2 separate regions of the Homo sapiens genome follow, and region 1 is linked to region 2. The links are chromatin loops, found by intact Hi-C in ENCODE. Cell type or tissue: psoas muscle. All regions are shown on one strand. Links, peaks and the distances in the headings refer to the core of each region. The heading gives the core; the rest is flanking DNA.

Evidence for each region. Peaks named below come from ENCODE experiments on the same cell type or tissue, not always from the same donor. Only the 100,000 strongest peaks of a DNase experiment are listed, where the experiment ranks them.
Region 1: a loop joins it to region 2, with 2.2 times the contacts of the local background. A loop is called at or near these places in 3 of 110 quality-filtered maps.

Annotation. Positions count from the first base shown.
Region 1 is chr6:163,934,021-163,950,586 of GRCh38, forward strand. The region is part of intron 4 of LOC105378102 (a long non-coding RNA gene); the gene reads left to right. Among named protein-coding and RNA genes, the nearest start is that of QKI, 530 kb to the left of the region's middle. RefSeq lists enhancers at 6,711-7,402, 8,987-9,640, 10,538-11,039, 11,040-11,540. In psoas muscle, for the core only: a CTCF peak has its summit at 11,105; DNase peaks (open chromatin) are centred at 10,201 and 11,081; H3K4me3 peaks cover 1,600 bases; H3K27ac peaks cover 2,132 bases.
Region 2 is chr6:163,812,169-163,828,734 of GRCh38, forward strand. No RefSeq gene overlaps it. Among named protein-coding and RNA genes, the nearest start is that of QKI, 410 kb to the left of the region's middle. RefSeq lists an enhancer at 2,862-2,911. In psoas muscle, for the core only: a CTCF peak has its summit at 2,398; a DNase peak (open chromatin) is centred at 2,663; H3K4me3 peaks cover 523 bases; H3K27ac peaks cover 2,478 bases.

The DNA of each region.
Region 1 (16,566 bases), core at 9,641-12,140, 130 kb after region 2:
GCGAATGCCTAGAATCCACACAGGATTAGCATCCAGAGTTTATGATGAAATCCAACAATTCAACGAAACAAACCAAGTAAAAATTAAACTATATAAACACAATTTAAAAAAAAGATAACCTAAATGGCCAATAATATATGAAAGGATGTTCAACCTTTTGATTTAATGCAGATTAAGGTAATAGTGTGATGTAATTTGAAACCTGGAACTCTGACATGACAAGCTTAGGTATAGGCAGAGCCGTAGGGCACCTCAAACACTGCTGCTGAGAACATTAATTGTTGCATCTTTTGGGGAGCAATTCAGCAAAAGTAGTAATACTGAATATGGTCCTATCTGTGATACCACAATGTCCCTCCTGGGGACATACCCTGGACTTCAGGACTTGGAAAGACTCTTCTACACACAGCAGATAAATCATGGAAGCCACAGGGTATACAGAGATACAAGAAGGCATCAAAGATGGATCTTTGCAGAACCTCTGCCTGAAGGAGACAGAAGGGGCATCTGGAAAGAAAGGAGGAGACCTCAGAACACAGGTCAGGGCTGCCAAAGACAGAGAATGCCAGGAAAGAGGATTGGCCTGTTGTATCCAATACCACTGAGTTTAGGGAGGAGGATGTCTTCAAAGGGTCTGTTGAATTTGTTTGTTGAAAACCATTGAGGAAAATCTTGAAAGAACTCTACGCAGAGTGATGAGGACGATATGACAGGGATTAGCCTATGTGTATTGAGAGGGCGTGGGAGCCTGAGTGGTCGTTTGAGTTAAATGTTGCGCTTAAGAAAAGTAGATGAGTTATTCAGTAAGACTGGTTGTGAGAAGAAGGAGGAAAATCAACTTATTCACTTGTGGATATGTCAGGATCAAAGGAAAGATGGTTTTGTTTTCTGGAGACCTGAGACAAGCTGTTTACAGAGAAGTCGAGAGAATAAAGTTACAAGAGGAACAAGAGTGATAGAGTGGGACCCGTATCTGTAAGATTTGATTTCTGCTGAGAAAAAAATAAAAAGAGGTGTTTTTATATACTTTGAATTGGAATTTGCATACATTGGAAAGTAAGGAAATTTTACAGAATGAAACCCTAAAGGGTGTTCAAGTGCTTAGTAACTGTGATTCCAGGACCAGATGACATGTGAAAATTACGTTGTTTTTAATTGCACTCATCTCAAGATTTTTTTCTTTTGTCTTCTTCTGGATTTTTGTTTGTTTGTTCTTAGTCAGGCAAGGAAATAGTTTCATTTTAAGATCTTGGGAACTGAGGGGTGGAATGCTGTCTGTATTTTCTTCACAAACTTTTGGCAAGAGTTCAGATTTACCTTGTGGAATGTATTATATGCAACTATGGTATTCAGAACAGGACTTTGTTTGTCTTAACAATCCTTTTTTTTTCTTTTACTAGTGGGAGAAAGTCAGGGACAAAATTCAAATTGCATTTCTTTCCATGACATTTTTAAAAAATATAAATGCACCCTGGTGGTCTCTCTTCTGGGTTGGACAGAGCTGGTTTCCTCAGCCCCGGCCTGGCTTCCTGTGTCCCAGCTGCTTCCTGCCCCTGCGTGGCCTATGCATCCCGGATGCTGCTGTGGGTCCTTCTGCCCAGCCTTGGCTGCCCGCATAGCAGAGCCTCTGACTCCCAGCTTAGTGCTCATAACATAAAGGCACTAATAGCCCCAGAGAGCTTGACTTCAAGACCTCTCTCTGAAATCATATTGCAATAGCAGGTCGTCTTGTCCACAGAAGCCTCAAAGTAAACCTCTTCCCGGGGAACATCACACTCTGGGGACTGTTGTGGGGTGGGGGGACGGGGAAGGGATAGCATTAGGAGATATACCTAATGCTAAATGACGAGTTAATGGGTGCAGCACACCAGCATGGCGCATGTATACATATGTAACTAACCTGCACATTGTGCACATGTACCCTAAAACTTAAAGTATAATAATAATAAAATAAAATAAAAAGAAAACCTCTTCCCAGAGCCCCAAGGGGGACATCAGGGTATATGGGGGTGGTGGCAAGAGAGGCCCTGGTTTCTGTGTTATCCTCACCCATCTGAAGTTCTCCGCTCTCTCAGGGTATAGCCTAGAGATTTCTACCTTTGACTCTCTACTCTTATATTTTCTTCTTGATGTTTTCAGTATATCCTAGACCATAACTAAGTAGCAGACTTCTTTTCCTTGTCTCATGTCATTTTTTACAAGTAGTAGAAGCACAGATCTCATCCTAAGTGAAAGGGGGACCATGTCCGAACTCTAGGAGAGAGGGGCACGGATGCGGGTCTTCTGGTCCTGGTTTTTGATGCGCTAAAGGAGGAGATAAAATAGTAGTGCTTCCTCTCCAAACAGTATTTGGTTCATGAGCTCAATATTCAAAATATTGAACAATTCAACAATATTTAGTTATTGTGCTACAGAATCTTATTTTACTATAAAAAGCTGTAAAGCTACAAAGAAAAAAATATTATACAGATTGTTGGTTTTACCCCCTAAATCCATTCTTCTACAAGCCAAAAATAAAAGTCAAAGCATGTCAGCCAACTGATGGGCCCTCCCCTTGGCCAAGGGCATTCCAAAGTTAATCTGAAAAATGAATTCAGGCCACAGTGGGAAGTGGGGGTAAGATATGCCTCATGATCCCTTCCTTTCTTTGGAATTCAGGCATAGCTGACCAGCATTAACATTAAAACAGAAACCTTAAGACTGACAAACAGACTCTTTAAGTCTGATAAGAGACATTTAAAATCTATTTTCTCTGAAGCCTGCTGCAGGGAGGCTTCATTTGTGTGATAAAACCTAGATCTCCTGGACCCCGTATCTTAACTCAGATACTCCCTTCTATTGATTCCAGGTCTTTAGATGAACTCTTTCAACCAATTGCCAATCAGAAAATTGCCACCTATGACCTGGATGCTCCCTGCTTTCAGTTTTCCCATCTTTTCTGACAAAACAAATATAAATTTTACATATATTGATTGATATCTTATGTATTTATTGAGGTCTTATGTGTCTCTGAAATGTATAAAACCAAGTTATAGCCTGACCACCTTGGGCACATGTTCTCAGGATCTCCTGAGAGCTGTTTCACGGGCCATTGGCCACTCATATTTGACTCAGAGTAAATCTTTCAAATATTTTATGGAGTCTAACTCTTTTTGTTGACACTTCTTATCTTGCACTCGTGTTAGAATTTCTACATAGGCATGCTGCTGCCTAGCCAGCCCATGCTTCCAAGATTCCCTTGCAGCTCATTTTGGCCATAAGTCTATGTCCTGGCCAGTGGTGTGTACAGAGAGGGATATGTGGAGCTTCCAGGTGGTGCCTCCTCTTCCCTTCTGCTGTCCAGGATACCAATGTGGGATGAGCCAGCATTGGTGCAGAGCATGGTACGTCATGAACCCCACATATCCGAGAGAGGTCTCAGTCAATTTAGTAAGTTTATTTCACCAAAGTTAAGGATGTGTGCCTGTGACAGCCTCAGGAGGTCCTGGTGACATGTCCCCAAGGTGGTCAGGGCACAGTTTGGTTTTATACATTTTAGGGAGACCTGAGACATCAATATGTTAAGATGTATGGTGGTTGGGCTGGAAAGGCAGGACAACTAGAAGTAGGGAGGGGGCTTCCAGGTCGTAGGTAGATAAGAGACAAATGGATGCATTGTTTTGAGTGTCTGATGAGCCTCTCCAAAGGAAGCAATCAGATATGCATTTATCTCAGTGAGCAGAGGGATGACTTTGAATGGAATGGGAGGCAGGTTTGCCCTAAGCAGTTCCCAGGTTGACTTTTCTCCTTAGCTTAGTGATTTTGGGGTCCCAAGATTTGTTTTCCTTTCACAACCTTACGGAAGACAGAGCAACAAGGCAGGAGGAGGGAGCTGCCCTTCCAGCTGGATGTTCCTCTCATCTCAGTATTTTATGAGAGAGAAATAAACTTCCAACTTATTTAAGCTACTGTCATTTATGGTTTCTGTGATAGTGGCCAAACCTATATTCTAACAAATCTGCATGTTGATAACTTTGAAAACATCACCCTGATTAAATTAAGATGGCGTAGTAACACTGAACTTCACAAAACTTCTCAGGATACAGGCCATGCAGACAAGCTGAATAAATGATTAGTGAACCAGATAAATACATAGGAAACATTCTTAAAACATTAAAGTACTTGCAAATTTAAGGTAATGGTACATGCTTATTTAACTTGGTAATCTGGAAGCTAGCCTTATCCCAAAGCCTTTTTTGTCACGTTATTTTTAGTAAGCATGAATGTGAATGCCTACCCTTACGCTAATCCTGGTTGATTAAATGAGGAAGAACCTATCTGTGGGACAATCAACCCAATCAACCCACAGAGGGACATTAGAAGTAGAGGAAGCTTTTGCTGGTGTGACCATTTGGTGAAAGTTGCCTTTAATATTTGAGTCATACATGATTGCAGCAGCTGTGCATTTGATGTTGATAAAAACAAAATAATCTCAGATTGTTTCAGTGAGGGGTCAAAGTAAAATATTGCCATCTTCTATTTATTAACTTATGGGTGGTAGGTGCAGGAGTTAGGTGTAAAGCAGGGCTTTTTTTCCCCATTTTTTTTAATGGTAAGAGTGAACCTGTTTTTGAGGTCATGGTCACAAAATGTGGATGTCAAATTGTGCTGTCTTTCAAAGGGGTTCTCAGGTGCATCTCCGGAATGTATTGTCAGAAAGCTCTGGGGGCCCCCTGTTCAAGAAGTCTTGCTGCCATACTGCCGCACTGATTAGATGTTTTCCAAGCTTCAAGAAGCTGCTTCTTGAAAGGATTGTTTCCCCAAGGCCCAAGAGGAAATGATTCTCACGGGGTTGGGGCTGTCCTGTCCATGACACGCCTGACGCTGTCAGATCTGAACGAATTCACAGACAGACGGACTTGTCACCATGAACTCTGTGTGCGTCATCACCCAGGGCTCAGGTGCAAGGTTGTCCCCTTCTCGCCTGGCCTCTGTGATCGTCTTAGATAGCAATGTTAACTTGCCCTGTTAGTGGAACGGGAAAGTAAAATATTTTCTTATTTCAAGCCTGTGTCAGTCTATTCTTATACTGCCGTAAAGAACTACCTGAGACTGGGTAATTTATGAAGAAAAGAGGTTGGATTGGCTCACAGTTCCACAGGCTGCACAGAAGCATGGCTAGGGAGGCCTCAGGAAGCTTGACAATGGTGGGAGGCAAAGGGGAAGCAGGCACCTTCTTTCCATGGTGACAGGAGAGAGAGTGTGCGGGGGAAAGTGCCACACACTTTTAAACCATCGGGTCTCATGAGAACTTACTACCATGAGAACAGCAAGGAGGAAGTCCGCCTCCATGACCCAATCACCTCCCACCAGACCCCTCCCCTGCTTACAGTTCGAGATGAGATTTGGGTGGCGACACAGAGCCAGACAAAGTCAAACCCTTTGCATTCCAACCAGTCATCCCTAAGTTTCGCTACATTTATTGTGAAGATTTTAAGGTTGTGGCAGCAAATATAGAGAAGTGGTGTGGCCCACCCCAAATCCACAGGAACGAGCTTGGAAGGTACCATCATGCACTGTGTCTCATGGAGTCCCTCTGTTCTAGGTGAAGTCCGACTTTCCCTGGAAGACCGAGGCCTCTCCCCTTGCACCACAGCCTCACTTTATCATCATCCCTCAGCCTCACAGCGGGTTTTCCAAACCTTAGTCCACCAGGTGCTTTCCAGCCCCCGTCCAAAAGGCTGCTCCCATAGCCCACCCAGCCCACTCACCCCCGGAACTCTTCAGGTCCCACCCAGGCTCCTCAAGGGTGGCTTTTGTGCTCCCCACAGCTGTTACCGATTTCCACTGCACCTTGTGCTTTTACCTTGTATTTTATTATGATTCATTACTTTAATGATTATTGGTTTAATATCTTTGCCTCCATTCGACTGGGAGTTTCAAAAATTGTAGAAACTCCATTTGATGTGTTTTGCTACTGTGTCTCTATTGGTCAGTAGTGACATGACGAGTAGTTTTGAATGAATGCGTGTATGCCTTTTAGAGTCCACTAAACCTAGGATTTCCCTGGGTTTCTTGTGGCTCTATGATGTGCTGGGCATGACTAAAAATTCAAGTTGAGTAAGATAGTCCCTATTCTTAAAGACCATATATTCTTGCATTCTTTAGGTCAGCCTCCTGTTTAGAACCCATTGAACTTTTGAATTTAGAATTCACCTGTTGGGAGGCCTTTTTAATAATGCAGGTGTGGGTGAGGAATGTCTCACCTGGAGAAGCTGCAATTGGCATGTATGGAAGGGAAGCTGAGGAGGTTTAAGGAAAGATGAGGTTTGTTAACTGATGCGGACTTGGAGTTGAAATTAAATGAGCAGAGGTGAGGCCAGAGGGCAAAAACAGAAGAAAGAAGGAAGGAGATGAGGACTTAGGAAAGGAAACAGGATCAGGGAAAGAGGTAGGGGAAGCAACAGAAAATGTCAGCATCATGGAAACACAAAAGCAAAGTGCTTCTGATGTGTAATGGGGGCAACAGAATGAAGACCTTCAGGAACATGGTTTTGTGCACTGGTAGGAGTGGGAGTGAGGCCACAGAGGCTGAGGGAAAAAGAGAGGGAGCAGGCAATGTGACTTCAGGCCACCCACTCAAGATTTTATCCTGAGGGGAAGGAAAGAAGGATGGCTCTGCTAACCTCCAGCTGCCTTCCAATGCCAGGACCTGAGAGTGTGAGACTCCCTGGTGGCAACGATGTTTCTCTGGGATGATTTTTATGATGTGTGACTAGAGAAGGTAAATAGAAGATGCAGTGGAGCCCAGCGAAAACCTTTTTGGGACTTCAAGAGACCTACCCATGTTTCAAGGCAGGGGTGTCAAAGGTGATTGAACCAGAGCGACTCCATCTTGAACGGGGGCTGGGTAAAATCAGGCTGACACCTACTGGGCTGCATTCCCAAGAGATTAAGGCATTCTTAGTCACAGGATGAGATAGGAGGTCAGCACAGGGTACAGGTCACAAAGACCCTGCTGATAAAACAGCATGTGGTAAAGAAGCTGGCTAAAACCCACCAAAACCAAAATGGTGACAAAAGTGACAGCTGGTCGTCCTCACTGCTCATTATACACTAATTATAATGCATTAGCATGCTAAAAGACACTCCCTCTAGCGCCATGACAGTTTACAAATGCCATAGCAATGTCAGGAAGTTACCCTATATGGCCTAAAAAGGGGAGGAACCCTCAGTTCTGGGAATTGCCCAGCCGTTTCCTGGAAAACTCATGAATAATCCACCCCTTGTTTAGCATATAATCAAGAAGTCTATAGTCAAGAAGTATAATCAGTTGAGCAGCCTATGCTGCTGCTCTGCTTATGGAGTAGCCAGTCTTTATTTCCTTTACTTTCTTAATAAACTTGCTTTCACTTTCCTGTATGGACTCATCCCAAATTCTTTCTTGTGGGAGGTCCAAGAACCCTCTCTTGGGGACTGGACTGGGACGCCTTTCCTGTAACCGGGAGAACAGGGCCAGTGCTGGGAACTGGCAGGGCCTGGGGTTGGGGTGTGGGGATGGAAGGTTGAACATAGAACACAGAAGGAAGACCCTGAGGGGACCCAGCGCCCTAGAGCACTCTAAGCCAGGGGAAGCCTTTCTTCCTGGAGACAGAAGGAGGAGGGGCACGCTTCCATTGCTCCCCCTTCAAATCCTCTAGGGAACACACTGGTGCTTTTAACAACAATCATCGTGTGTGCAGCCCTCCCTTAACCTGCCTTCCCACACTAGCATGGAATCCCCACGGAGGTGCGGCTCTCACTGGACAAGCACAGACCAAGGTCTGCAGGAGCAGGGTCAAGGGAGGTGCTCTACAGGGAAAAACGCACCGTCTGTGTCTTTGACAGGGCAGTGGGAAACATTTGGAACTGAAGAATAGCGAAAATGAAGGTTCATTTCCAGTGGGTGTGGGAGAAGCCCTTTACCAGTTACTATCAATTATTGCTAGTTACTGATCTGCTCTGGTCTTCAGAGCATCCTGACTCAATGCCTCTTTCTGGGAAGGACGGGAAGGGAGGGGAGTTGGGGGAGAGGAGGAAAGGGAGGAGAGTATGTAATAGTGACCCAGGAAGTAAAGCAACAAGCCCAGGGTTTGCATCTGCTTCACATTTTGAGAAATAATGTTTTAAGTGGATCTTGAACAATTCTATGGGGGAGGACAGAACAGGTGAGTTGGGAGGATGTCAAAGAATCAACACCGATGCCAATGTCCTAACATCTTTGTGATAAAAAGGCATTATATTCATGAGGGAGGTGAATGAGGGAAGAGATGGATTTAAAAATGATTTCTAGCTTTGATGGACAAATCATATTTCTTATTCACCAAAGCTCTAAATGGCTTTCAATCTTTAATAACTCCTTTCATGCCGTATAGTCCAAGAAACCTTTCAAAATGGTAAGATTGCAGCTCAGTTACACATAAATAGGCTGAACTTTTTTTTACAAGTTTGAATTTAAATGATGAAAATTGACATTTTCATCTTGCAAAAGAAAATGAATTGCAGATCTCCTAAATAAATACTTACAAACAAAATGCAAACGTCTTTGAATCTGAAAGCTTGCCTGTGAATGACAAGGGAGTTTTTGCCTGGGTAGACTTTGAAGCATTCTGTAAACCTTTTAAAGAAAGGAGTGCCTTTGAAACCTCAAAAACTTGTAGTACTAAATATTTTAGTGGTGATTTATGAACAGTGTTAAAAAATATGCCTTTTCTTTCATTAAAAAAAAAGTTCTAACACTTAGCAAAATGATGAGGATTTATGTGTTAAAATGTTTTGCAGGGCAGCTTCTGAGTAATAGATTCATAAATATTTCCCTTTTTAAATTTAAAAGTAAAAATAAATTAGAAAAAAAACACCACCAAATTAAAGGTATTCAGTTAAATAGAGAAGATGAACTTCGGATTTTCACCTGACCTCACAGTGTTTGAACACTGAACTACACCCCCTCATCAAAGGTAGGCAGGAATGACCCTCTAAAAGTTCCTCTCTGTCACCCTCCCTCTAGCGTATATACACGTGCACATGCACCCCAACAGAATACATCAACATTTTGACTATTTACTAAGTTTGCTTTAAAATCATGCTTCTCTCAACACTGACTATTTTCTATTTAGGTTATTACTATTAAAAAAAAATATCTGGCCAGGTACGGTGGCTCACGCCTGTTGATCCCAGCACTTTGGGAGTCTGAGGTGGGTGGATCACCTGAGGTCAGGAGTTCAAGACCAGCCTGACCAATATGGTGAAACCCCATCTGTACTTTAAAAAAAAAAAAAATAGCCAGGTGTCGTGGCATGCGCCTGTAGTTCTAGCTACTCCAGAGGCTGAGACAGGAGAATGGCTTGAACCCAGAAAGCGGAGGTTGCAGTGAGCCGAGATCGGGCCACTGCACTCCAGCCTGGGCGACAGAGGGAGACTGTGTCAAAAAAAAAAAAAAAAATTCCCATGTGCCCAGAGCATTTTAGGCATATGAAAATGTAATTTAAAACTGATACACAATGATTGTGTGTTATGCAGGTAAAGAGTTAAGAAATAGTCCTCATGAGCTGCTTGAAGAGGGGATGAAAAATGAGACAAGAGACGAAAGGATGGCAGGGTCTTTCGGGCAGCGTGGGGGCTCCCCGTTGCTGGGTCCTTTTATGCTTTGTGATTGAATCCAGCCAGACCTCTGAGCACTCCTCTCCTTTTTGCTTGTGTGGCGATGGGGGTTGTTGCTGGGGAGAGGCAGGGGGAGTGAACGAGAAAAAAGAAAAGTTGGCCACACAAATACAATGCCAGAGACTGTGGTCCCAGTTCTATGGGGGAGAGCGAGTGGGAAGTTGCCGGAGCTCCACAAAGCAGCTCTCGTTCCCATGGAAACCGATGTTTAGTGCTGAGTGCCTCGCTTGACTCTGCATAGCCCCCTTCCTCTGTCTTTTTAAATCTCTGTTGGAGATGCATTGTCTTCTTGGGTTTTTTTGTTTGTTTGTTTTGTTTTAATAAAAATAAAGACGATGGAGAAGAAAACACTTTCCGCCTCAAGACATCCCGTGGATAGGCTGATGACACATATCCTGGGTGGGTTTGAAATCTGGCTGGATCTCCCCAGATCTAAGATCTGGTACCTTGTCTTCCAGCCATGTACTGACAGGCCACCAAGAGCTGTGCCAGGCAGAGATTGGCAGACTAATTTGAATACCAATGCTGCTCTCGGCTGGCTTCCAGTTACAAGGCGGGGAGGCCCAGGAGGGCAGGCAGGGTGGGGACAGGGGTGGATTCAACAGAGGCTTCTGGGGGGAGAGGGGGAGTTCTCCCACCATTATGTGCTTCCTTCCTTCTCTTACTCCCATGCCCCTTCTCTGCTGGGTTATTGGCAAGTCTACTTTCTATTCTTCAAGGATTAATGCCTCAGTGCAAGAGGAAAATTGGCAATTAAAAATATCTCAAAGCCTGGGATTTCTGTCGCTTTATCGTTTTCCAGTTAGATTTCATCAGGATGCCACTGCACAGAGAAGTTTAGGGCTTTTGTTGTTGTTTGTCAAAGAGTTTAAAACTATGAGCAGGATGTTTTTATCTTCAGAGAAAAAAGACAGGCAACCTTTTGTGCTAATGGAGCTTAGCTAACATCTATAAGCAGGGAGAATTTCTAAGGGGAAAGTGAGTTACTATAATACTCTCTAACAAAATAATCTGCTTATAAAAAATAAGATACTAGGTTCTTATCAGAACTGCTGAATATAAGTTATTTGGTACTTTTCCATACTTGAAATTTTTAAAAATCAGAGATTATATATACTTATGGAAATTCCTCTCACACCCCTCCAATAAAATATTTTAAATGTAAAAGATGATAAATGTGCATCTCTGCATTGTGAACTATCGTGTTGAAATAATTTCTCAGCTTCTGAGATTCTAATGAAATTCTCCAGGCAGGTTGAAGTGCTGAATCCCCTGGTGGAAGCTCCGGAGGAACCTTCCTCCCGTCCCCGTTGGCGGCTGGCAGGCTGTGGTGGTTTCGGGCAGGGAAGGGCCCCGCAGTGTCCCTCCTGTGGCCACACACACTCCTTTATTGCTCCAGCGCCCACCTGCTGCTTGCACTTGCGATTTGGGTGGCGTGATGCCAGTGACATCAGACAGGCCAGGGTATTGTCCCAGTCTCAGGGAAGATATAAGTTGTCATCATCAGTGAATATTTATTAGGTGTTCATAGGCACAGGACTTCATGCAAGGAGTGATCAGCAGGAGACCAGGAAACACAGAGGAAGCCGGATCATTTTTGGGGTGCAAGGCACCTTGTGCCGGTGATCACTCGTATGCCAGTTTTATTTCTTTGTAAGTGTGAAAAACGTGGCCCCCAATTTCTGCATCATTATTCTAACAAGGTTGGCAAAAGTCCTAGGCCTTTGTTACAGAGCGACAGCTTTTCTCTTTATATGATATTTTTGAGGTTTATTTATGGAAAGCCTTAAACGTTATTTTTTTCATGATTATCCTTTAAACCTAGTGCATTATTACCTGGGAAAACTCAGGGAAGATTTCTTGTTCAGAGCTAAGCAAAATAGTATTTACTGTAAGATGTAATGACGCAGCCCAAGTGGGTTTTTATTTCTAGGCTGGTCATGGTCATAATAGTGACTTTGCCGAGTTTTGAAAACGTATCTGTACAGAAGATTCAAGCTAGAAGAAAACACTAGTTATTGGAGGAAGTCTTTTACTGTGGGCAGCACGGAGGTCACCTTGTCTGTATGCCTGGGAGTTTTCTCCTTGCCCAGCCTATGAAATTAATGGTTTAATAGAGAGGGAAAGTTCAACCTCAAAATGTAAATCTTTAGCCCAGTTAATAGACACACTGGGGCACTGTATTAACTTGCATTTATATTCAAGCGGCGCGGTCACTCTGAAATCCTCCTCTGTGCCGGAAAGCAGCCTCTGCAGGAACTTGAAAGGGCCTAAAGCATGTGGGTTACTGGGTGAACCCCAAATAGTCAAACCAGTCAAACCAGTCTTTCCCAGCTCTAATTATCAGATGGAGCGGAACACTAGGTAAGAAGTGAGAAGCAGTGGAGTGAGGCGCTGGCTCCCTGAGGAGGAGCTGGGGAGGAAAGGGCTCATGGAGGGGCAATATTGCTTTGTCTGTCTGTGGACTGTGGATGGGGATTCTAGCCTTCATCGCCTCCATGTTACACATTCACCTTCCATGGGTTTTCCCATGTGAGCCTTCTAGGGATGAGCTATTACTTACCGTCTTGCATGTTTATTTTCTTCATTTCAAGGGCTTACAGTGCCAGATGCAGAGTTTGACACAGTTCGGTAAATGAAAGAATAAAGACTGTTAATGAGTTCCACTTTCTGTTTTCTGGTAGAATAGTAAGAACAGGCTTTTCATTTATTTCTACTTTTTCTTATTTGGACTTTTAAGTCTTGCCAGGATAGTCAGACTCTCTTTGTGTTTTGAGGTGGGGTTGTGCCGCTGGAGGAAGCTGAGGGGCAATTGTGGAGCAGGCAGTCACTTCGATTCTCTGTGAGTGCAGGAATCAGGGTCCAGGGCAGTTTCACTGCAAGGTGCACGGCCCTGCTGGACTTGTTGCTTAATATCTCAATTTTTTGAGGCCCTGAAATTGTGCAAACCCTTGGATGAATTTTCGTCTCATTCTGCAGCATTATTTCCAACTGCCGCTCCACCATGGCAGCTCTCCCAGGGGCTTTGTTAATGAATATAATTTTACAGCAACAAAAGAAGCTACGAGAACTGAAAGTTCTAGAGGGAAAACAGCACTTTCTTTTTTCCCCAAGTCAAATTTTTGAAGTCGCAGCTGTTTTCTCCTGCAGACCCACAGTCACATGGATCCCTGTTTAGGGAATCCTAGTCTTTTCAGTGGGAGGTTTTGATTTACTCACCTATCAAGACACTAGCTTATGTTCAAGAGCTCAAAGTCCTCATTTTGGATTCTTGTCAGTAGTAATATCACACACCCTTTCCCTGTACATTATCCAGTTCAGAAGTACAGGTGGTGCTTTGAAACTGTCAGGCCACAATAATGAGAAACGAAGAAATGTTACTTGAGCTTTGAAAAACAGGAGTCCATACATGATGGTGGTGTTGGAAGTGTGAACTCCATAGACTCAGCGCTTTTCCTGTCTTACTTTCAGCCTTGCTCCCTCCCTCCATCTGATTCACAGCTGCCTGTCCATTAAGGCACTAAGAGCTCATGGCTGCAGGGTGGACAGTGGCTGGACTTTTCCCCTGGTATTTCTGCTGCCTCCATTAACTGGACATCAATGAATTTGAATAATGGGTTGGTTTGTTATGCAGAAAAATAGATATTCATTCCTAGGAAGTTAGCTCCTTTAGAGGAAGTTTCCACTGGCAAACAGGACCCAAAGGATGAGCAGACTTAACTCACCAAAAATGTCCTCAATTCCAGTTGCCTTGGCTACAGCAGCAGCAGTTCCTTTCGATCATAGCACTCTTACGCCAGTGTGGCATTGCTGACAACTTCACCACCTGCCCCTACACTTCTACACCAGCAGAGACACACCTTCCTCTCCCCTGTGGGCTTCCCTGCTCATGACAAGGCTTGGTCGGTGGATGGTGTATGTACATTTCAGTGAGTGAGAGCAGTGCTTGAAGTATGAATCATTGATTATGTACTGATTCCTTTGCTCATTGGTTTGTATATAAAACATTGATGAGTCCTCTGTAAACTTAAGTAAGATAGGTTCAGCCATGCCAAGGGTTCACAATCCAGCAGGGCTCACAAAAGGATAATTGGTATTAATATAATGATTGCTGTAATGGATATTTATACTCAAGGTTCTATGGGAACATGGAAAAGTGAGCTCTTGAGTTCGTTGTTGGGAGAAACATGGAAAAAAATGATGAAGTGAATTTTACTGTAAAAGTAAAGTGGAGAAAAGTAGAAGTGTTGGTAAGCTTCAGTAGAGGGAGAAGGCAAGGACGCATGATGACTTTATGGGCTCTGGAGACTATGTGCGGGCCACTTTTTCGATAACAAGATTATATTCACAATTACATAATTATTTTATGACTGTTGGTATGAAGATTAATATATCAGTATTGTTTATTGAAACATTTCATTTGACCCCAACATTCATTTTTTTCTTCTGATTTTAAAAGAAATAAAAATATTTTGAAGGCTCCTTAAAGTATTGTGGGCCCTTGGCACTGGCTCTGTATCAGCCCTGGGAGAAGGTAAAGAGAGGGAGAAAGAAGAGGAAGAGAAGAACAAAGTTGTAGAAAGAAGAGAAGAAAAGCAGTCCCGCAAAAGAACAGTGTGAGATGCGTAGAGATTGCAAAAGAAATGATAACACAAGTTCATCAAATAATAAAATAAAAATATGAAAACAGAAGAAAATCAAAAGAAAGTAGAAAAGTGAGATGGAACTGAGAATGGTCACTGAGAACAACAAAATGTAAAATGACGTCAGAAGTTTTTCCTTTGAGTAGAGCCCCGAGAGAGAGGGAGGGCTTGGTCTTTCCCACCACTGCTTGGTAGTAAAGGCCATCCCTGGGGCAGGGGCAGGTAGGGAGAGAGGCCACCCTAGGACAGGAAGATCTGAACTGGGCTGGGCCCAAGGGAGCTTGGCAGGCGAAGACAGTGCCCAGTGACTTAGCCTGCCTTGAGAGGCAGATTTTATGTGCAAACAGAAATGGTCTAGTCTTCCTTCTACAAATGGAGTCCTAACTCAAACCTCAGAAAAGGAAGGAACCATATTAACAAGCATCGCACTTACCATGGATTACATTTACCTGAATCTCATCAGCGCTTTACATTCTGGACTTTTTTTTTTTCTTTCTTGAGACAGAGTCTTGCTCTGTTGCCCAGGCTGGAGTGCAGTGGCATGATCTCAGCTCACTGCAGCCCCTGCCCCCCAGATTCAAGCAATTTTGCTGCCTCAACCTCCCAAGTAGCTGGGACTATAGGCACACCCAGCATGCCAGACTAATTTTTGTATTTTTAGTAGAGACAGGGTTTTACCATGTTGGCCAGGCTGGTCTCGACCTCCTGGCCTCAAATGATCCACCTGCCTCGGCCTCCTAAAGTGCTGGGATTACAGGTGTGAGCCACTGCACCTGACCCATTCTGGACTTTATGACATTTATTTTGCTGTTGTTTCTAAATGCCTATCACAGAACAAGCTTTTCATAGGTATAATACATTTTCATGTACTTATTTATTTTCATATTCACAGTAGTCCTGTGAAGAAGACATCACTCTTCTCACTTTATAAATGAGAAACCAGGCTCAGAGTTTGTAACTGGCCCTAAGTCACATAGTTATGGAATTTCCTGAGGAGGGACTGACTTGACACTAGGGGTGTGTGTGTGTTCACACCTGTGTATGTGTGTTTCACTGGCACTGCCTTTCTGTGTAATGTTAAAAGATAACTGATTCCACATTGACTAGGGTATTCTTACACACTTTTTCCCATTTTTTTCTCATTTGGTTATTTATGCATTCTAAAGTCTGCCTAACATTCCTTTCCTTCTCTTTAATGAAAGCACCACTTTGATCATCTATCATTGGTTTGACCCAGCTGACATCTTAAATACAAAACCATGAGTAAGCTACTCTTCCTTTGATACTTAGGCATAAAATTTGGCATGCCAAATGTTTATGTTTATGAAGTTTTTCTAACACAGCTTGGAATTTTCATGTATCTGTTGATGACATGCAAATTGTTTCCCTTAGCATGCAGAAAATCCAAATGTAATTTAGAAAACGTTTCAGCTGGGCACGGTGGCTCACGCCTGTAATCCCAGCACTTTTAGAGGCTGAGGCGGATGGATCACCTGAGGTCAGGAGTTCAAGACCAGCCTGGCCAACATGTGAAGCCGTGTCTCTACTAAAAAATACAGAAATTAGCTGGGCATTGTGGTGGGCACCTGTAGTCCCAGCTACTCAGGAGGCTGAGGCAGGAGAATCACTTGCACCCGGGAGGTGGAGGTTGCAGTCAGCCAAGGTCACACCACTGCACTCCAGCCTGGGTGAAAGAGAGAGACTCCATCTCAAAAAAAAAAAAAAGAAAAGAAAACATTTCTTAGCAACATCCAAAAATGCACTGAAGGTCGTCACATTCAATGCATAACTTGGCAAGTTTTATTTTTTCCCCATAACATATAATTTTAAAGGAATCTAGTGCTTAGGAAAACTCCTTATGCATTGAGGCAAAGGTAGAGTTTTGCCAAAGATGTTAGCCCTTGGTAAGTTTAAAGCAACGTCCATTGGCTTCAACGTTTCATCCCCAAAGATTGTGCCATAGGTAGTTGCCATGTGCTTGGTTCAAATCAGTGAGAAATTATACAGAGCAGGAGGAAGTTGTGGTTGATTCATGACTCCTGTAGGAAAGCATTTGATTCAAACCATACCCTGTTCTCAGTGGCCAGTAAGAGAGGGAGTTCTACTTCAATCCTATTCTTCCTCAGTCTAGCTTGACTGGTCCACAGGTTGGGTGGTTCCATGGACTAAGATTAATGTAGGAATTCAGTAAATCTTGGCTGCTAGCTGTGGCTCCGTCATTAATTCACCAAGGAAGGCCGGTAAA
Region 2 (16,566 bases), core at 1,241-3,740:
TTCTCCAGCTTGCAGTTGGGATATGGTGGGACTTCTCTGCCTCCACAATCATGTGGGCCAATTCCCCACAATAAATCCCCTCTTATATATATCCTCTAAATATATCCTATTGGTCCTTTCTCTCTGGAGAACCCTGACTAACACAGAGTGCTTGGCATATAGTAATGAGTGTGTGTGTGTGTTGTTATTTATATTGTTATTATTGTTTTTGTTACTGCATTTGTCTTTGCAACCCTTTTTCATGGGATTTCTTAGTACTAGAGTTTCAGTAGAACACACTTTTGGGAAAGGCTAACATATTCTCATCCTATGTTAGGAAGATTCATTGATTTATATTACATTAATGTGTAATAATTCACTGGGGCTTGTCTGACGTTTATCATTGTGTTATCTATAACAATGCAGTTTGTTAGGAAATCAATTTGACAAAACAAACTTCAAGGGGAATGCTTAATTTCAAGTGAACGAAGTCCTCAGAACACGCACAAGCACTTTTGAAGCACCGATTTATTTTCTTATAAGTGTTGATGAGCCAGTGACTTCTAAGAAGACCATCTTGGACCTGTTCCTGGCAACATTTTATGATTTTGTTTCATTTTATGTGTTTTCAATTAAAGACACTGCATTTGTCATCTTTCCTTGTCAGTCAGAACTAGTTGCTGATTAGTTAGATGCAGCACTCTAGAATGTTTCTTTGTACACTGACTTGTGTCAGTGACATATCACTGACATGTTTTTATTGATGTCCCCACCCAAATTTCATGTTGAACTGTAATCCCCAGTGTTGGAGGTGGGGCCTGGTGGGAGGTGTTTGGATCCTGGGAAATTTCGCCCTTGGTTGTGATGGTGAGTTCTTGTGAGATCTGGTTGTTGAAAAGGGAAGCAGCTCCTCCCCAACTCTTTCTCCTACTCCTGCCATGTAAGACACCTGTTCCCCCTTTGCCTTCTGTCATGAGTAAAAGCTCATGAGGCCTCCCCAGACGCAGAAGCCACTATGCTTCCTGTACAGCCTGCAGAATCACGAGCCAATTAAACCTCTCTTCTTTATAAATTACCCAGTCTTAGATATTTCTTTATAGCAATGCAAAAATGGACTAATACAGTCAGGATGAAATTCCATCATGGTTTTAGAGCTGATTTATCATGTTTATCAAGGTCCCTTTGGATTATTTCTGTGTTCTAAGATGTGGCGAGCTTATTGTCTTCTGTAAGCATGGTGGCTACCATCCATTCAGATAAGAGTTCGTGGTGAGAGTGATCAGTTGCCTTCCTTCCTTCACTCCACTGAATGTCATTACTTGCAGTATCCCTATGGTTTTACAGGAGGCTTAATTGTGCCTTAAAATTGCCTTTCCCTTTTGCTTCCAAAATTAACATCCTTACTGAAGCATGGGTAGATTGTGCCCCTTGCTTAACCAGTCTCTCTGAGGCCTGTCATTGTCAAAGAAGAAGCTAGAATGCATCTGTCAGGACTTTGTTACTTGCATTTACAAAGGAACTCTTATTTGGAATAAATTCTGAGCATCAGACTTTCATTGACGGGGCCGGGTGAGGTGGCTCATGCCTGTAATCCCAGCACTTTTGGAGGCCAAGGTGGGAAGATTGCTTGAGGTCAGGAGTTGAGACCAGCCTGGCCAACATGATGAAACGCTGTCTCTACTAAAAATACAAAAATAAGCCAGGTGTGGTGGCTCACAACTGTAATCCAGCTACTCGGGAGGCTGAGGCTGGAGAATTGTTGGGACTCGGGAGGCAGAGGTTGCAGTGAGCTGAGATCGCACCACTACACTCTGGCTTGGGCAACAAAGCGAGACTCCATCTCAAAAAACAAACAACAACAACAACAAAAAACACACAACCCCCCACCCCCCAAAAAAAACCCAAAAAACTTTCATTGACTGGTCTGCAGTTACCAAGGTAGTTCTCCGCCCCCACTTTCCTCCCTTCCCCACCACTTTCTCTTTCTTCTCTTTCTTCTTTTCTGTTTTCTTTCTACCCTCTCTTCCTTCCTTCCTTGCTACCTAACTTCCCTCCCTTTTCCTGTGAGTACTCTGTCTATTTCCAGCCCTCAGGGACTTTCCTTGTCTTCCATGTCAAGTATAACAGTGGCAGATCTTCAGTAGCTCTTGCCGATTTGCCAACAGGATGTGAAACTTTCTAGCTGGCCTCTGCTGTGCTCACCAACCTGGCCAGAAGGGACAGCTTTTTATACTCTGGGTTTATGTCTCGAAGCCCCAAGAAAAATTAGAAATTCATAAACACATGATAAGTAGAATTTTATCACTGATTTTTCTGTTGTCAAATTTGAACAACTGATTTAAAGTTCAGTTTATTATAGCTTGAGAGGAGTTGGAAAAGCATTCGAGACAAATATTTTTGGGCTCAGAACACGTGTGAGGTCACTTTGCCCTCGTAGAAGTCTCCTAGTGGTGATGTTGAATGGTGATACGAGATGGAAATCTGGAGTCTATTCCTGGAACCTCCTCTGACTCATCCCGTTATCCGGGGACGATTATTTCATCATTACTCTTGCATCTGAAGGATGTGGATGTATATTAATGCTCTAACCTTCACGCATCCTTGAATCCTGAGTAGTCTGCTGGAGTCTGTCCTGCAGCAGCTTCCTGGAAGAGTGGCCAGCCCGCTGCGTGGAGGGACTTGGAGGGGTCAAGGTCTCAGCAGCAGGGCCTGGGGTGACTGCAGAGGCCAGAGATGCTCTTCAGGCTGTGCCTGAGGCATGGAACGGTCTGCAATGCCTCCTGAGCTTAGGTCTGGGCATGTGCCAAGTGACTAATCGTATGATTTTTATAACAGTTTAGAGGTTCTAAGGACATATGCATGTTAAAACCTTTACAAGATAATAGTTTCCTTTGATTTAAAGAAATATTGGTGTGGGGGAGCTGGCAAGAGGGAGAGGAAGGAACCACAGAAGCCCTTTCTAGACAGACCATCAGTGACAGAAGACTAGTACACACGCTCAGATATTTGAGATCAGCCAAGCGAAGCATGACTGAATTTCCTGATGCAAAGTTCTGGTGTTTTGTTAGGGGTAGCTTTTTGCATTCGGTATGAGTCTGGCTGTGTTGAACCCTGCGGATGAGAATACTGGCAGTCACTGCAGAGGCAATGAGGAGAGGGCTCTTTGGAAACATTCAACATGTAAGGAATGTGGTCCCCCACTTCCGCAGGTCCCCCACATTCCTTCCAACATTTAAGTGGAAGGGGTGGGGACAGGCCAGTGGCCATTTGTCCTGTCGCATATGACCCTTTGACAGTGAGTGGCCTCTGTGTTATGTAGCATGTTTACAACTAAAACACTAAATGATGGTGATAGAAAATACCAGAATGTAATGTAACTTCAAGATATATGAGCAGACCGTACACCATTGATTCTATGGAATGAACAATCTTATGATGCTTAAAAAAAGTTCATGATTTTAAAATGGCTCTTTATCTTTCTATTTAATCTGTTTGATTAAAAATGAAAGAGAGGGATAAAATAACGATTTGTTATTTTTCTTGTATTTTGAGAAGAAATGATAGAGCATAAGTCTGGAACTGAATCCTTATTGAAGGGATAAGGAGAGAGGATTCATCTCCAGGGTCCAAGTACTTATTCTCAGCAAATGATGTATTATAATTAAGCACTAATCTAAGAGGACCTAGAGTTCACAATGATTTCCCCAATTAATTCTGATTAGCATGTGAAGACAATAAGGGCAGGAATCATTATCCCACTCACCCAGCACAGAGAGGCTGCTCTCCGCCCAAGTCACACAGTGTCACCCATGAACCTTCCCCAGGCTCTCTGTGCTGCCTCCTTCTCCAGCAGCCATCAGTGCTTGAAGAAATGCAAAGACTGGTGGTTCCCGCTTGGGGAAGTGGTTCACCTTGCACAAGGTGGATAGTAGAACTGAGAAATGGACAGTGCCAGAAATCCCTAGAAATCTTTGTTGTTCCTTCTTTCTGATGCCTTGTCTTGGAGGTTTAATAACAGTGGCTGATATTTGTTGAAGTCTCACTGTGTACAAGTGCTTGGAAACACACAGTATATACATCCAAGTCACATAGTCCTACGACACTGGCATTGAAAGTCCATGTGGTTGGTATACATCCTAGCAGGTACATGTGGGGACTAGGAAACAGACCACTTGGATTCAAATTCCAGCTCCATCATCTGTGAGCTGTGTGACCTTGGACATGTTTCTTAACCTCTCGGAGTCCTAGGTCCTCATCTCTAAAATGGGGATAATAGGAGTTTTCTGTCTCATAGGGCTGTTATAATGATAAAATTATATGACAAACATCAAGGGCTTAGCTTACTATTTGGCATTCAGTAACTGTTTCTAATATGAACTAATAGTATGCCTCTTACTGAGCTTCCAAGTATGAGTTCAGAGATGAACAAGACTGCAATTCTGGCACCCTGACAGCTCAGCCAGCTTCTCTTCTGGGGCGGGGAGGGGGGGCGGTTGTAGACTGGCCTCAGCTGATTTAAATTTGTTGCTCTGGGGTTTAACCTAGGTGGAGGCAGTTCTGTGAGCATTTTCCAACCATTTGAAGTGTCTAAGACATCTATAGGACACCTGGCAATAGATGAAGCTCACATGGTTTAGGACAAGTTGGGTGTGAGTTGGTATGGATTATATCTGGAGTGATCAACTTTTGCTGGAACTAGACCTGGTTTAGGAGCTTAGGATAAAGATGGACAAGGTGCCATTTATACAGACGTTGGCTTGCCACTGTCTGGGCCCATCAGTTCCACATGTGTGCATGTGATTTATAGGTCTGGAATGCAATCAGCGTTTGTTAGAGCAAATAACATCCATTTCAATTTCTGCTGTGGAATGACCTTCTGTTGTACTGACAGATGCTGCCCTGAGCCTGGGCTCATATATTTCCCAGGTACCCCTGGAAATTCATGCATCTTAACATTGATGACTGGGAATGTGTAAAAAGTGGACAGTAATGAATGTTCACAATGTACCTGTTTTATGGAGGCAATTTCTACTTTAGTTGAGTTACCTTCAGAGGCTTTTAAAGTTGAGCAAAAGTACAAAATCCTATGAGCTCTGAGACAAATAGGTGTACTAATCGTATTAGTCCATTTTCATGCTGCTGATAAAGACATACCTGAGACTGGAAAGAAAAAGAGGTTTAATTGGACTTACAGTTCCACATGGCTGGAGAGGCCTCAGAATCATGGCGGGAGGTGAAAGGCACTTCTTACATGATGGGGGCAAGAGAAAAATGAGGAGGAAGCAATAAACCCTTCAGATCTCGTGAGACTTACTCACTATCACGAGAATAGCACAGGAAACACCAGCCCCCCATGATTCAATTACCTGTCTTTGGGTCCCTCCCACAACACATGGGAATTCTAGGAGATAGAATTCAAGTTGGGGTTTGGGTGGGGACACAGCCAAACCATGTCACTAATTTAATATTTTTTCCCATTCAGATATTCTGATTATAAAACAAAGGCATACCCACTGAAGAACATTTAGGAAAAAATAGAATTATAAAAAGAATAAATTAAATTCTAATTTTGCTATGAAGAGGTAATCACTGTCAATTTTTAGATGAGTTTCTTCAAATGTTACTTTTAATGGATGAATATACATTTATTTGTGAGTAAAACAGGGATTATGCAATGTGAAGAAATTTGCATCTTGATTTTATGCTTAGCACATATTGTAAACATGTCCCATGTTATTCAGTAATCTCCAGAAACATGATATTGATGCCGCCTGACATGCCATGGTCTATTTAAATGTGAGTTATAAAACCATTGATCTAATATTAAATGATATGTTTCTTGAAAATTTTCACTATTATAAGTAATAGTGAAAATGAGCATCCTCATTTTCCTGCACTAAATACACTTCTAGGAACCTATATTCAGAGTCCAAAGATTTGCAGAAAAGGATGCTCATTGCCACAATGAAAATGTGGCAGTGAGGATGCTCTTCTGTACATCTTTGATTGGACCGTGAGCACAGGTTCCTAGAAGTGTCTTTAGTGCAGCTAAGGGCATATACACTTCAGAGACATTAACACAGTATTTCCAAGGTTGTTCTCCCAAATTTCCTGGGTTAACTTCCCACATCAGTGCATGGCGGTGGCTGTTTCTCCGCACCCCACCAGCACTGAGAATGCTCATGTGTAGTGCTCTGTGTTCTACTATTTTTGTTCTGTCCTGTGCAGATTTCTAATATTTATCTTCAGTTGCTATTGTTAATCTTTAAAATTGACGTTTCTCATTATACAAATGTTAACCACACTGAAATATACAAAGTGAAAAGGAAGACTCCCCTCTCCTTCTCACCACCCAAAGACAGCTGCAGTTAATAGATGTGCACCTTTCCAATCCCTTCTCCCCTCTGTAAAATCTTACATAGGCGCAGGCAAATGTAAATATGTATAATAAAATTAGAATCTTATGCATCCACTATATCATCCATTTGCTTTTTTCCATTTAAAATACAGGCATTTTTCTATGTCAGTATGTTTAAAGAGTATTTCTTTATGTAGATGTAAAATGATTTACTTCATTACTGTCTTACAAAAGATGAGGCAATGAACATGCATATACATTCATTTTGACTGGTTATTGTGCCTATTTTTGCAGAATAAATTTCAAATGGAATTGTCTATCTAATTGCTTCAACAGCTGTCTCCAAACTGACTCCAAAAAATATTGGGCTAATTTATGCTTCTGTCAAAAGTGCATGAAAGTGCTCATTTCCCCACATCTGCATGAGCAATGGGTATTACTGACATTTTAATTTTTTTCACTCTGTTGGGTGAAAAGATTATCTCATTATTGTTTTAATTTGAGTTTCTTGGTTTTCTTATAATTATTCTTTCTCCTTTTTCTATCAGAAATGGTTATGAATTGTGATATACATTTCTGTTTTATCCACTGTATTTGGATGGAGAGAAATGTATAAAAACGTTCTAATAGTTTTGATTTTAAGATAAAAAAGCTGGCCAGGCGTGGTGGCTCATGCCTGTAGTTCCAGCAATTTGAGAGGCCAAGGTGGGTGGATAACCTGTGCTCAGGAGTTTGAGACCAGCCTGGCCAACATGGTGAAACCCCATCTCTACTAAAAATAAAAATAAAAAACTAGGTGGGCATGGTGGTGCGCACCTGTAGTCCCAGATGCTCAGGAGGTTGAGTCAGGAGTATCACTTGAACCCGGGAGGTAGAGGTTGCAGTGAACCGAGATTGCACCATTGCACTCCTGCCTGGGCAACAGGAGTGAAACTCCATCTCAAAAATAAAAACATAAAAAACAAAAAAGCTTACCCCACCTCCTCTTTCAACTACTGCCTTTTTTTTCCATTTTTTTCTTTGTCAACAATGTGTATGTGTGTGTGTGTGTGTGTGTGTGTATTCCTTCTTGATGTCTTACTGTGAATCCTTATGGTAATCTCAAACTTAATTTGGCCAAAGTAGAATTTCCTTCATAAATTTGCCCTCACACAGCCATATTCATCTCACAAACTAGGTCCAGCAGTTGCTTAAGGCAAAAATCTTGCCATTCTCTTTTCTTCTTCCGGGTTTATTTCAAGAACACAAGTAGGAGCTGCCGTTTTGAACCCTGGGAGCATCCTCAAGCGTGCCCACCATAGCCTCACCTGTGCACACCATTATGGTGTCTTGCCCCAGCCCGTGGAAAAGGCTTCTCCGCAGGAGTCCCTGCTTCCATCCTGGTCCTTCACACTCAGCACCCAACACCGTCTTTCCAAGACATGGATCAGATCCTATCACCTCTTGCTTAGAATCTCTATAGGTGTCCCAACTCGCCTACGATAAAACCCAACCTTGTCCCCTGGCGGGCACAGTTCAGTAGCTCCCTGGTCCTCACGTTGAGCCCCTTCTCTCCCCTCCGCTATTCCAGCCACACTGGCCTGCAGACAGGCAATCATTCCCACCTCGGCTGTGGGCTGGCTCCTCCCTCCACCGGGACTCATTCCTCCCGAGTGGGCTCCATCATCTAGCCCTCAGCCTGAGTGTGACTCACTGAGCACACACCTGACCCTTTATTCAGTAGCCGCGCAGCCACACTCCATCCCATCTCCTACTGGACTGCCGTGCTCCACGATACCTCCCACGGATGCGTTTCTGGCCTGATGCTTGGCGCTCTGGCAGTCTGTGTCATTCACCGCTCTGCCTCTGCCGCCTGGAGACGTGCCGGGCACGTACCGGGTCCTTGGTAACTGCGGAATTCGCTAATGAATGGGTGGACGAATTCCCCTCATACCTGCACTTTCATGGTTGTGTCTTTATGGCTTTATGTGGTTCCCTAAGGCTGGAATTCACCTATCTGTTCACTAATTCTGTTTTTCGAGATAATTTCTAAACTTCTGTCCTGCAAGGCCCTTGCTAAAACCCTCCCTCATCCCCATGCACCTGACCGGATCTCTCTCTTCTTTGAATCTCTACAGCACCTGGGGCTTCTCACTGACACGGACATTTTGCTCCCTATTTTGTAGCGTCTTTGTCTTTGTCTAATTATTCCTTAGAATTTAAGAGTCTTCATGCCACGAGTTATGTGTTTCTTACCGTTGTTTCTTCCATGGCACCGTGCATGGCAGCACACTGAGGCTGGTGATCTATAGACATTTGCCACATTGAACCCATTTTTACCCTCCTAGAATTGCACAGTATTTTAGGGCTAACAAAAATGCTTCATGAAATACCCTCTTGTGTAGTTCCTGCTTTCAAGCAAGCTATTCTGCCCTTGCTATCGGAGCTCCATAGACTCCCAATTGGGGTGACGTGTTGTAGTCGGGAATGTGCTGTGCACTAGATCTGAGAACATTTGGTAGCAATTCCATCTAAAATCAGGGTTCCTCTTTCTTCCCAAATCAAAATTCATTAGCATATCTATGGAAACAGTCTTCCAGCCTTTATTTTTCTTAATTTGACAAAGCCACATGGGCTCTGCCTGTCTGTCAGTGTTTCTCCCAGGACTGTCATATTTCCAGCTTCATGATGAATTGGGCTGCGGGTATCTGACATCTCTGAGCTCGGGTGGCTGGTGACATCACCGCAGGGCATCTGCACGCTGTCTAAAATGACAAGGCCTGACACTCAGCCCAGCTTCCTCCCCTCGCTTGAAGGGGCTCAGAAGGGAAAGCCTGTGGGCAGAAGCTCAGCTGGCATGTCCTGCAGGGAACGGTGCCTCCTGGGGGTGGTTTTGCTCCTCAGGGCTCTCAGGGGCTGGTATAATAGACAGCTGGGCAGTTGAGGGAGGGAGAGGAGATGGCTGGCCTTGCCCAGTGCTTCCCTGAAACCTCAGTATGAAACATGACATCATGGACAACTCCTACCCCAAAAAAGTCTTTACCATAGTAATCCGGGCACTTCGACTTTACTAGAACTTTAACCTTGTTGCCAGAACTGGCTTTTTTACCTTACAAGTCTCCAATTCCCCTCAGGGCAGCTGATCCTAAGTGCCTTCTTTAAAGAAGGCAGTAGATTAGAAATAGGATCCTCATCCCCCAACTTTCTCTGCACTACTGGATTGGCAAGTTTCAAACAACATAATTTTGTCTGCTACCAATGAATATGCCAACCATAACAGCACTTCCCTTGACAGTCATTATTTTAGGGCTTCCTATGGAACTTACTTTGCTTAAACAAGTTGTAGGATTGATTTTTTTACTTCTTAATGCCGTCTGCTTTTTCACTTTCAGCATATTTTTTTAGAAGCAGAGAGGAGCCTCAGCGTTTCTGGGGCTTAGTGGCAGGGGTTTGCCCCATGCCGTGGGTGGGAGTGACAGCTGGAACATGGGAAGGCAGAGATGGGGGGGAAGTGGCTGGGGGCTTCTGTGATTCTGAGATGTTGGTGGGCAATGACTGGCAAATCTTAAAAATCACTGGAACTAGATAAAAATTTTGCCTCTCTGCCACCCATTCACCGTTTTCGAATTTCCACTGCTTCAGTAACATCTAGTTCACTCCTTTCATCTCTTTTAGGAAAACCATTGAACTAGAGGAGACGAGCAGGCTAGTGCATGAGAATATTTAAAAAGTACGTCCTTCAAAGAGCAACCCACTGCAGGGCAGCTGCCTCTGCAGGATGGGTGCATGAGTATCCGAGGAGCACCATGCACCCAGTTCTAGCATGGCCCAAGCAAGGGTGCCGGGGAGCTTGAGCAGGACTGGAAGTCTTGCTTCCCGGGAGGTGGTAATAGCACCAACAACAATGGTGCCAGCTCACAGGTTTCCAGCACTTTCAAAGGCAATGGGTGCTGGGCTCAGCTATCACCCACCTGAGATCTCAGCTTACCCTTCCAGGGAGGAAGATACCATTCTCAACCCATTTTACTGAGCAAGATATTTAAGCTTCAAAGGAATAAATAACTTCTCTGAAAGTGCAAAGGTATTAAATGATAGAGCTGAGATTCAAACCCAGATCTGTCTGATTAAGGAGTTCATCCAAATTCATTATCACAAGATATGACTCAGGCCACGGAACTGAGGGATAATTCTGGGCTTTTGCGGTTGGCGTGGTGGCTGACAAACATAGTTTTCTGAGCCATTTGATAGAAATCGAATTAACTCCAGGTCCTTCAGATGCTCCAGGTGGCTGTTGCTTCTGCTACCTCTTTGCCAACCCAATGTGCACGAATGTGTAGAACCACGTACACTGCCCCAGGTCACTTCAAGACAAATAATGGTGTATGCGGGGTGGAGTGCAGAGGGACAGTATAGGGCAGGGTGCTCAGTTCTTTGTTTTCATACTAGTGTACCTGCCTGGAGAAGAGTGGCAGGGAGGAAGTGTGGTGTGGCCTGTAGAGAACTGGGCTAAAATAGACAAAGTCACTGACAACACCAGGCAGTTCCATGCAAAACTCATAGAGAATCTTTGGTCTCGGGTGGAAGGTGAGGCTGAGAAATGGAACGATCTTGGGCAGCTGATGTCAAAGGCTGATTCCTCGTCAATATTAGCCTGAACTTTTTTCATTTCGTTGTGTCATACTGTCTGAAGTTCACAAGCCTACCAGTTGTTTAATCTTTTTGGTTAACATGGACCCTAAAAATGACAAATGCCTTTTGAAGGATCAATAATTTATTAATCAGGAACATGTTGATATAAATTCATTCAACCAAACGGCTTTTTTCTAACACTTAAGATTAACCACACTAGGAAAATGGCAGTAGTACTTGGGCAGAGATGAAAGTAAACTTCCAAACATAGAGAAGGGAAGTTAACATCCATCAGGGCCTCCCATTTGCCAACCGCTCACAGTGACCATATATAGTGAGGCAGATGCTGCTGTCTTCCATGTGACAGATGAGGAAACTGAGGCTTAGAGAGGGGAAGAGTGAGTGAAGGGGCCTGAGACAGAGCTGGACAGAGGCAGCTAAGCAGGAGAAAGCCAAGGGACAGAAACTTCTAGAAGGTGGTGGGAGAGGTTGACAGTGACTACTTCCCTCTCTCTAGACCTCATGAGAACACGATCTTCTGTGAACATAAGGTCTATTATCTGTCAAGAATCAGTAGCTGCCGTGGACCGGATGTTTGTCTTTCATCCCCCACACCCCAACTTATATGTTGAAGCTTTAATCCCCCTGGGATGGAGTTAGGAGGTGGGGCCTTTGGGAGGTGGTTAAGTTTAGATGGGGTCACGAGGGTGGAGCACATGATGGAATTAGTGCCCTTATAAGAAAAGGGAGAGACCAGCACCCTTCCTCTCTCTGCCACGTGGGGAGACAGTGAGAAGGTTGCAAACCAGGCAGAGGGCCCTCCTCAGAAACCAAATTGACAGGCACCTTGATCTTGGACTTCCCAGCTTCCAGAACTGTGAGAAATACATTTCTGTTGTTTAAACCACCCAGTCTATTGTACACTGTTATAGCAAAGTGAACTGACAAGAAGGTGGCTTAGGTTACCACTTTCTTTTGTATTCAAACATATTCCCTTGAAATGAAGCCCTCGCTGTGTTGTGTGGGTTTGGATTCTCCAGTGTCTCCTCACACGCTCACTCACAAATCACTTTCTAGGGTTGGCTTCTTTTCAGATAGCTGGCTCTACCCATTACATATTGATTCTGAGTTTCTGTCTCATGAGGCTCCTTAGTTTCCAGTTCTTCTGCATGCCTTATTTGTGCAGTAATGGTACATTTCTCTAGAGTAAGAGGGTCTTGATAATTTTGCATAAGCTGAAAAGAAAAGGGCAGGTGCAGCACAAATGGTTGTGACTTGCAAGCACTGCAAAGAGACACCAGCCACCGGGAAAGCGGTGGTTAACGTTGGCTCCACGCCCTTGTTCCTGCATCTGCCCAACATGGACAAAGATGCTGCATGGACCAGCCTTCCTCTTGTGAAGAGGAGCTTGTGCTCTGTAAAGCCTTACTGTGGTGCGCCTCAGGGGAGCAGGGTCCCGGACAACCATCTCCACGCCAACAGGGCGGCCATCTTTGGTAGCATTTTGTGCCTCATAACGTGTTTTAAATTAAAATACGTCATGTTTTTCTTCTCTACTAAGGCCTTACTGTTGTGTCGGAAAACAATTACAGAGATTGTACTAATTAATTTGGTCTTATTTTATCCATTTAGAGTGCAAGGGTCTCAAACTGTATATGGAAATTGAAGAAACTTGATATGGAAATTTTCTTTTTCTTTCCCTTTTTTTTTTTTTGAGACAAGAGTTTTGCTCTTGTTGCCCAGGCTGGAGTGCAATGGCGTGATCTCAGCTCACTGCAACCTCCACCTCCCGGGTTCAAGCAGTTCTCCTGCCTCAGCCTCCCGAGTAGCTGGGATTACAGGCACGTGCCACCACACCCGGCTAATTTTGTATTTTTAGTAGAGACGAGGTTTCTCCATGTTGGTCAGGCTGGTCTTGAATTCCCGACCTCAGGTGATCCTCCCAAAGTGCTGGAATTACAGGCGTGAGCCACCGCACCGGGCCGATATGGAATTTCTCAATGGGAACCCAAATCTCTGGCATTTTGGTCAGCAGGTTTCAGAAGGAGTTACGTGATAAAGTCGCTCCCATACAATTCTGTTTTGGCAAACTCTCGCTTACTCATTGACTATAACCACCATGTGTTGGGAATTGTGCCAGAGCTGTTGGGGAAATGGTGAACCACACAGTTAGTCAATCAGGAAGAAGCAGGTGTATTAAGGACTTACAATGTGAAAGAAAGGGTGATGCCTTGCTTATGGTTGTCAGCGCAGGGTTTCTCAGCTGCAGCCTGATTGCCATTTGAGGCCAGATAATTCTCTGTATGGGGCTGCCCTGTGCACTGTAGGACATATAGCAGCATCCCTGGCCTCTACCCACTAAGAGCCATTTATTACATGACTCCAGTTATCACAACCATGAATATTTCTAGATATTACTAAATGTCCCCTGGGGCACCAGTTCTTCCTTGGGGAGAACCCCTGATTTAAGGGAGTGGAGGGAAAGCTTTGAGGAAGACAGTGGCATCAAATAGAAGATGGGGATGCGGTAGGAGGTGGGTACATGGGTATTGAGGCAGGAGCCAAGTATCCTTTTTCAGAGACCAAGAAAGCTCAAGAACACAGAATTGGAGGTAGGAATTGTGTTTGGAAATAAGAAGTCATTCTTTAAATAAAAATAGCTGCCATTTATTGAGTCCTGAGTTAATGTCAAATGTTTTAAATGCACCAGCTCATGTGATCTTCACAGTCACTCATTTTTCAAATATAAAAATCAAGGCTTGGAGAGATGCAGTGACCTGGTGAAATTACAGCTTTGTATCGGCAGGCACAGGAGTTTCTTTTGGGGCTCATAATCAATATTCTAAAAATGGATCTCATCCTTGTGTCAGGTGCTATTTCTGTTTCCTCCTTGCCTTTCCTAGGCCTGTGAGAAATGGGCTCTTGGAGATGGTGGCATCTCCCATGGTGCATGGAACAGGAGGGAGCGGGAGGGCTGGGGAAGGGTGGACTGAAGACACAGTCCTGCAGGGACCAAATAGAGAGAGGCAGCTTTTTGTTTTTTTAAAACATCTGCATCTGGAACGATGCAGATCAGTGGGCAACTCTATGATTAAAACAAATGTGTCATTTCATCACCTGAGAGATGGAGATGGGGGCAATCCTCATCAGAGGAATGAGAGTTTCCCAAAACCACTTCTATTCCGTTTTCAGGGGCATCTGTGTGTTTTGTTAGTGGGAACTTCCCTGCTCAGAATAAAAACCAAAGTCCTTACAGTGACTGCCTTTCCCCATCTCTCAGTTCCTCCTCCGACCACCCACCCCTATTCAGTCACTCTCCGGTCCCTGCTTCTTGGTGGTCCTGGGCCCCCTGGCCATGTTCCGGGCCATCTTAGGGCTTTTGTACATGCTGATTCTTTTGCCTAAAATGCTCTTCCCAGTAAGCTGCTTGGCTAAATCCCTCACCTCCCCTAGAGGTTCATTAAAACAGCACCTGTCAGTAAATTTCCCTTTTCTCGATAGCAATGATCTTTGAACATACTAATGTATTTTATGTATTTCATTCGTTGTCTGTTTTCTTCCTCTAGAATGCAAATCTCATGAAGGTGAGAAGCTGCTCTGCTATTCTCACTGCTGTAGGCTCGGAGACCTCAGAGCAGTGTCCAGCATGTAGTAGGTGCTATTCAAAATAATTTGAATCAATGAGTCAGTTTCCTTGTTGGACAGGCTGATTGGGTAAAATGAAGCATACATGCAAGGGTGTGTCCATGGTGCATGTAGAAAGCGGAACGCCATCTGGAGAACCACATTCCTATGCTGCTCCACTTGAGTGGCGGCCACTCTCTCCACCTGCCCAGTCCACCACGGAGGTCCCAGGAAGAGCGGTAATGATACAACCTGGTGCTTTTCTGCATAGTCACGGTCTGTTGGATCCTTGTGAGTTTGAGCTTGTCTTGGCATGAAAAGAATAATCACATTTGGGGGAATAAAAGTAATTACTCTATATTGCTTAATATACCTAATAACTGTTTAATAAAGGATATAAAAATTTCCCTGCTTTTCACCTTAGTAAATGTCACTCAGTCTACAACCTAATTACTTCAATTTTCCATTTAGAAAATTAATTCATTTCGATGGTATGAAAAAGCAGCTGAGAAATTTTCCTTTCTGGCCACAGCCTTAGCAACTCAGATGAGTTCACAGACCTCTCAGTTCTCAGAGGTCAAGAGCAGAGCTTTCCAAGTCAGCTAAATGGACTTCCACCTATGGCACTGCTCCTGGCGTCTGACCTGAAGTAAATCAATTAAAGCAGATATGAGATGCTCAGATTTCTCTCCCTCCCTGTCTCTCTTTCCATTTCTTCTTGCAGACTTGCCTGATCCAGAGATCTTAGCAGCAACATTAAATATGATAGGACTTCAGTGTCTCTGTGTCTTAGTTTTCCCATTTGTGAAGGGGAAGGAGGAAATGAAATTAATTGTCAAGTACCTACTGTGTGTTAGATATTTAGCTAGGCATTCTGTATATCTTTTTTCATTTAATTCTCATACCTTTGTTAAGTGAATAGAGGAATGGATGAATAATGATTAATATTGGCTAACGTTTAATAAATGCCCACTGTCTTTCAAGTGTTATGCTAAGATTTTTACATGAATTTTCTCAGTTAACTCACATCACAGCTGTGTGAGGTAAGTGTTGTTATTATTAACCTAATCTTCTAGGTAGGAAAATGGGGGTTTAATAAAGGTAATAATTTGGCCAAATCATATAGCTTATAAGTAGTCGAGCCTGATGGATAGGTATTATGTTTTCCCAGTTTAAACAAAGCTCACAATTTTTCAATCCCCTTTTCAAGATCGCCAAGCTAGTATGTGGCAGGTCGGACTACAAAGTATTTCTTTATTGTATTACATGCTTAGCTTCTTCTCAGTGGCTTCCCACGGCCTGTGTGATGCTCTATTTAACACTGAGATAATCCTTGGATGCAAAATTGTGATGGGCTGCAAAGGCACTTGTGCAGTGCGGTGCACGCCAGTCATCAGAGCAGAGGTCCTGCCGCCGTGGACCTGCCAAGCCAGCGAGCTCCGTGTCACTGCCCAGTGGGGCTGGGCCTCCCACACGCTTCCCAGTGGAAGATTCTGTCCTCCAAGTGTGAGGCCTGGCAAGTCCCTGGCTGAGGGAAGGGCTGAGTCACAGCTACTTCTGTGGTCCCTGCGACAGAGCAGGGAAGCTGCAGGGAAAGCCCTGTGAGAAATGGGCTCTTGGAGATGGTGGCATCTCCCATGGTGCATGGAACGGGAGGGAGCGGGAGGGCTGGGGAAGGGTGGACTGAAGACACAGTCCTGCAGGGACCAAATAGAGAGAGGCAGCTTTTTGTTTTTTTAAAGAAGCATATTCCCTCGGTGGTGATGCCTATCTCTATGAAATTCAGAGTTTAAGCCCGGTCCAGATGATTTCACTGATGACTGGCGTTAAGCTCCTTAAAGCAGGGATTTAAAATGGAAAGTGCTCTCACAGTGGGCTGGAGTGGCATTATCAGACTACTGCAGTCTCATTATAAAAACCGACACACCAAATACTAATTACAAGTTTCCTTTGAGTAAGGAGACTTTAATAGATTCTTGCCTTTTTGTTCTTTTCCA